Regions from separate parts of the Homo sapiens genome. Here region 1 is linked to region 2. A link is an interaction called in ENCODE POLR2A ChIA-PET data of the cell type or tissue named here. Cell type or tissue: OCI-LY7. All regions are shown on one strand. Each heading gives the region's core, and the rest is flanking DNA. Links, peaks and the distances in the headings are about the cores only.

Region 1 (2,919 bases), core at 264-2,763, 420 kb before region 2:
CTGAGGCATGAGAATCACTTCAACCTGGAAGGCGGAGGTTGCTATGACCTGACATCGCACCACTGCACTCCAGCCTGGGTGACAGAGTAAGACTCTGTCTCAAAAAAAAAAAAAAAAAAAAAAAAAAATATATATATATATATATATATATATATATATAAAATAAATAATAATAATAACCTCATATAACACTGTGTTCCAGGCACTATTCTAAGTACTTTAATTCATTTAAGTTAATCCTAACTGATCACTAAATTCTGTCAATTACAATTCAAAATTATCTTAATAAACATTTGCAGAATGAACAATTGAGGAGGCTTCTGAAGCTTTACCAGTCTTTTTTTTTTGGAGATGGAAGTCTCACTCTGCCGCCCAGGTTGGAGTGCAATGGCATGATCTCAGCTCACTGCAACCTCTGCCTCCCAGGTTCAAGTGGTTCTCCTGCCTCAGCCTTCGGAGTAGCTGGGATTACAGGCGTGCACCACCACACCAAGCTAATTTCTGTATTATTAGTAGAGATGGGGTTTTACCATTTTGGCCAGGCTGGTCCCGAACTCCCAGCCTGAGGTGATCCACCCACCTCAGCCTCCCAAAGTGCTGGGATTACAGGCGTGAGCCACCACGCCCAGCCTTGACCAGTCTTATTAGCCAAAGGGCCTACATCAAGGGGAGGACGTGGCAGAATATTTAGGTTGGGCTTTGAACCTCCCTCTTCAAGTGTTACAGGCATAAATCTAAGACTAAAATAGAAGATACCCCCCTATAACATGTTGGAATGATCATGTACACCAGTGTTTCCTAAATGTGCTGAAGTAATTGGGGTGCTGGTTAAAATATGGATCCCCAGTTCCTCCACCAGAGAGTCTGATTCAGTAGGTCTAATTCAGTAAATAATACTCTCCTAGAATTAATAATTTATCATTTTTGAGCTAAACAATTTTAGTGTGCTTGATGTGGTTCAGCTATTTCTAAATTCTGATATCCGCTCGATAAATTTACTGAAAATTACTTTATTTATGGTTGTTAACCCTAAAGACACAACTCCTAGTGAAGCCTAGCCTCAAAGAGCATTTTAAGAAATGTCTCTCCATATTCCCTTTTTAAAATATTTTTTCTTTTTTTTTTTTTTAAACTTCTCTGGAGATAATGCTGGATCCACCTTCCTTTAGATTTAGAAATCAATTATGCACAGGCAAAAGAGAACTTAGAAAAAGCTGCCTAGCTTTTTCTTCATCTGCCTAGCCTAAAAGATCATTTAGCAAACATTTCTCCATTTCCCTGTGGATGTAAACTTTGATTATACATGTGTAGAAGAGAAAGGCTTAGAGAACGCTGTGGGTTTTTTCCTTCATCTGCTTATGTGAACAGCAATCTGTTGTTCTAGTACTGTCTACAGATTATAAGAGATGTAGAGTTTCACTCAAGATAGCATAGCCTGAAATAAGTCCCTTATATGGCAAGACTATTTATGGATTTAGTATATTTTAATAAATAAGCCCACTATTAATCTTTTTAAAATGATTTCAGTATTTTTAGATTTGTAAGAGCGACTTCACTCTCACCCCCATGTTACTAAGCAACGTATTATACAGTTGCTAGGAGACAGACTAGCAAGGTTGGGGGTATTTCAAATTTCCGTTGTCACCTTGCCTATCACATGACTATACCCTAGAGAGTTTTACAGCCTTAGAGAAAAGAGAAAAAAGTTAATGGCACATAGAAAAGAAGGAAAGAGAGATGAGGTTGAGGAATAAAGGAATAGAATAAGGAAAATTGCAAGGTATTTGAGAAGAGTCTGTGAACTTGGCAGGGAAAGGCTATTATGCAATTTCCTTGAATGAGTCATGGAAAAACCTTAAATTGCCAGTGCTGTATTTCATATTCTGTATGCTTCTACCTTTTCTAAAAACAAAATAGAGAATAAGCTTGGAGAAGAAGATCTTTCAGATAGTTTTTCTGAATATTTTCAGAAGAGTGGAAATCAATTATAACTCTTACAGAAGACAGGTATTTACAAATGAGTTTTTCAAAGTCACACATAATTTAAAATCCCCAAGTCAGATAAACAGCTTATTTCCTTCTATTTCTCCCTCAAAATAGTAAAAAAATGACAGTACTGAGAGGAAGGTTAGAATACAAGTGTTCTTAGACAAATTGAGCAGCAAGATGGTCATATAGGCTCTTGGGCAGTATGTGTTTCTGCACACAATTTAAAAAATTTAATACAAAGGAGAGAGAGAAGAAGCCTTTGTACTGTATCTCAAGGACTCTGTATCTGAAATAAGAAACCAGGCTCCAGGTCTCATTGTGTGTATGTGAAAAGTTGAGTCTTTGTGTCATTGTGTCTTCATGGTATTTACTGTTGCTAGCAACCAGGAAGCTCCCTAGTGATTGTCGCTAGGTCCTCCATGCCTCTGTCTGCCTGAAACCTTAGTCAGTGCCAGAAACACCAGAGATAAAAATCGTTGCAAAAAATCCAGCGCACATCATCCCCAGTGGTTTTATAGAAGACGGTTCATCTTGTGTTCAGTGAAAATCTGTGTAAAATGGAGGCTTCACACAGAGCTCATCCTCAGCTTCTTCTTCATCAATGCCAATCTTTCCGTGCAGAGCAGAGTGGACATTGTGATGGTTTAATTAAAATAAGATTTATATCCTAGCGTCATCAGCTTTAACCAATAAAATAATAAATAAATAAATCAGACAGCCGGGCGCGGTGGCTCACGCCTGTAATCCCAGCACTTTGGGAGGCTGAGGCAGGTGGATCACCTGAGGTCGGGAGTTTGAGACCAGCCTAACATGGAAAAGCCCCGTCTCTACTAAAAATACAAAATTAGCTGGGCATGGTGGAACATGCCTGTAATCCCAGCTACTCGGGAGGCTGAGGGAGGAGAATCGCTTGAACCTGGGAGGCAGAGG
Region 2 (2,919 bases), core at 150-2,649:
CCGAGACCACACCACTGCACTCTAGCCTGGGTGTCAGAATGAGACCCTGTCTCAAAAAAAAGCAATATTTTATTAGTACACATTTACATTATAAGTTTAATTTCATGATAGCTTTCTATTATAAAGTCATTTAATGTCAACAAGCCTGTTTTCATGAACCCAGAAATTTGATATTCATATGTATATTTTTAAACTACTATTTTAAAACCAGTTAAAATATACTTAAAGTTTCTGGGTAAAAAATGGTAGATTGAACATGAGCATCCAAATTTGTCCACTGAAAACCCATGTAGCCAAGGGATTTTTAAAGGCATAAATCCATAAGGACAGGGAAACAGGAGAAGAGACGAGCAAAATATTTTCAGAAGTGGAAGCCAGATGGATGAGAGATTACTCACTTACACTAGAGAAGGACAGATCCTAAGGCAGCGGCAGAACTCTATGGCAAATGGAATTGGTTGTGCCAGACCAGAGATGGGCAATCTCCTCTGTCTGACCACACTGAGAAGGAAAACCTAGGAATGCTGACATCAGAAGTTCCCAGCCAGATCACTGTGCAAAGAAGCTCATGACTGGCCGGGTGTGGTGGCTCACACCTGTAATCCCAGCACTTTGGGAGGCTGAGGTGGGTGGATCACAAGGTCAGGAGATTGAGACCATCCTGACCAACACGGTGAAACCCTGTCTCTACTAAAAATACAAAAATTAGCCGGGCGTGTTGGCACGTGCCTGTAATCGCAGCTACGCAGGAGGCTAAGGCAGGAGAATCACTTGAACCAGGGAGTTGGAGGTTGCAGTGAGCTGAGATCACGCCACTGCACTCCAGCCTGGCGACAGAGTGAGACTCCGTCTGAAAAAAAAAAAAAGAAGCTCATGACTGACAAGCCCATCCATGTACCACCTGAACAGAGAACAAATGCTTCCAGTCAGCTTTTAGGTGACCCATCCTTAAGTGTGAGCAGACAACCAAGGAGTCTAAGACCTCCAAGAAAAGAATCTAATATAGAAGACAGAGACCAAAACAAAAGAAAAAGAAATTTGGAGCAGAGATTATGTAGAGAAAAAAAAATGACAGAACTATCAGTAACAGCTTCTGAGATAAGATAACCCTGAAACAAAATATGCTATAAAAAGGACAATTCGGAGAATAAAAATAAAGTGAAAGTGATTAAAACCTTTAAAAGATGGAAAAACTCAGAAGAATGGGAAGATAAAGTTGAGGAAATCTCCCAGAAAATAAAGTAAAAAAGATGCAAAGCTAGAGAGAAAAATAAGAAATTAGAAGGACCAGTTCAACAGGTCCATTGTCCAAGTAATAGGAGTTCCAAAAAGGAAAGAATAGAGAAAATAGGAAGAAATCACCAATAGGATGATTCAAGATTATTCCCCAAAAGTGAGGGGCACTGAGTGCCCAGCACAATGGAAGATAATAGCCACTCACCAAGACATATCACTGCAATTTCAGAACATTGGAAACAAGAAGTTCAGAGAGGGGAAAAGTCACCTAGAAAGGACAAGGAATTAAAAGGCTTCAGACTTCTCATTCTCCACAGCAGTGTCAGAAGCTAGAAGACCATGTAGCAATGCCTTCATAATTCTGAAGGAATTCATTACCCAGCCAAACAACCAATCCAAGGGTCACAGTTGAAAAATGACAACAGCAAAAACGCAAAGTTCCAAAATAATTTACTGCTCCCTTTCTCAGGAAGCTTCTGGATGATGGTCTCCTCAAAAAAGCGGGAGTATTATAAATCAAGAAAAACACAGGCACAGGTGGGGATCAGAAGCCGGTTGGTGTGTGAGGGGGTTTTCTCGCTCTAGGGAGATTATTCAAGCAATCACTGTGTCAACAAATACAGATGTTTCCCTTCATATGATGAAAATCTAGGGATCCAAACTTATTTGAAAAGCTAAAGAGGCACCATTCATCCCCACTGGAATGGCAGGTTTTGCAGCAATTGTTGCATATGTATTATACAAACTGAAGAGCAGGGGAAATACTAAAATGTTGCATCATCTGATCCACATGTGTGTGGCAGCCCAAGGCTTTGTTGAAGGAGCAATGACTGTTGGTATGGGCTATCATTCCATGTATCGGGAATTCTGGGCAAAACCTACACCGTAGAAGAAATGCTATCTTGGTTTTGTTGGAGGAGCTTACTTTAGTTAGACATCTCTTTTTTTTTTTTTTTTTTTTTTTTTTGAGATGGAGTCTTGCTCTGTTGCCCAAGCTAGAGTGCAGTGGCACAATCTTGCTCACTGCAACCTCTGCCTCTCGAGTTCAAGTGACTCTCCTGCCTCAGCCTCCTGAGTAGCTAGGATTACAGGTGATCGCCACCACGCCCAGCTAATTTTTGTATTTTTTTTTTAGTAGAGACGGGGTTTCACCATATTAGCCAGGTTGGTCTTGTACTCCTAACCTCAAGTGATCCACCCACCTCGGCCTCCCAAAGTGCTGGGATTACAGGCATGAGCCACCGCGTCCACATCTCATTATTGAAGCTACATATTAATGATTAAAATAAACTATTTGAGTGGGTTCAGCTGATAACACGGCATTGTGAATACTGGCCTTCTTTCTTGCAGGCTTGATTTGCCTGGTGACTGAATTACTAGTGACTAGTTTACTAACTAGGTCATTCAGGGGAGTCAAATTAACACAAAAGAAACATGTCACCTAAAAGATGGTGTTGAAATGTCCACCTTCTTAAACTGTTAGGATAAAATTAGTTCTAAAGAAGATAGCAAACCAACCCTGAAGTACTCCTAGTTTGCTGCAGAATCTTGCATGTTTTGGATGTTATATGAGTTCTATTTGCCCCAGTTAATTTAACTTTTTTCTGCCTGTCTTGTGGACTGGCTGGCTCTTTTAGAACTCTGTCAAAAAAGTGCATGGAGGCTGGGCGCGGTGGCTCACAC

What was found. ChIA-PET counts read pairs that join two places held together with the same protein. Peaks named below come from ENCODE experiments on the same cell type or tissue, not always from the same donor. Only the 100,000 strongest peaks of a DNase experiment are listed, where the experiment ranks them.
Region 1: POLR2A ChIA-PET joins it to region 2 with 7 read pairs; 2 of 35 experiments call an interaction of 5 or more read pairs at or near these places.

What each region holds. Positions count from the first base shown.
Region 1 is chr12:49,199,708-49,202,626 of GRCh38, forward strand. No RefSeq gene overlaps it. Among named protein-coding and RNA genes, the nearest start is that of TUBA1A, 12 kb to the left of the region's middle. In OCI-LY7, for the core only: no CTCF peak of the experiment used is centred there; a DNase peak (open chromatin) is centred at 1,614.
Region 2 is chr12:49,617,491-49,620,409 of GRCh38, forward strand. It overlaps a transcript of FAM186B not described here and the pseudogene HIGD1AP9. Among named protein-coding and RNA genes, the nearest start is that of PRPF40B, 4.6 kb to the right of the region's middle. In OCI-LY7, for the core only: no CTCF peak of the experiment used is centred there; no DNase peak of the experiment used is centred there.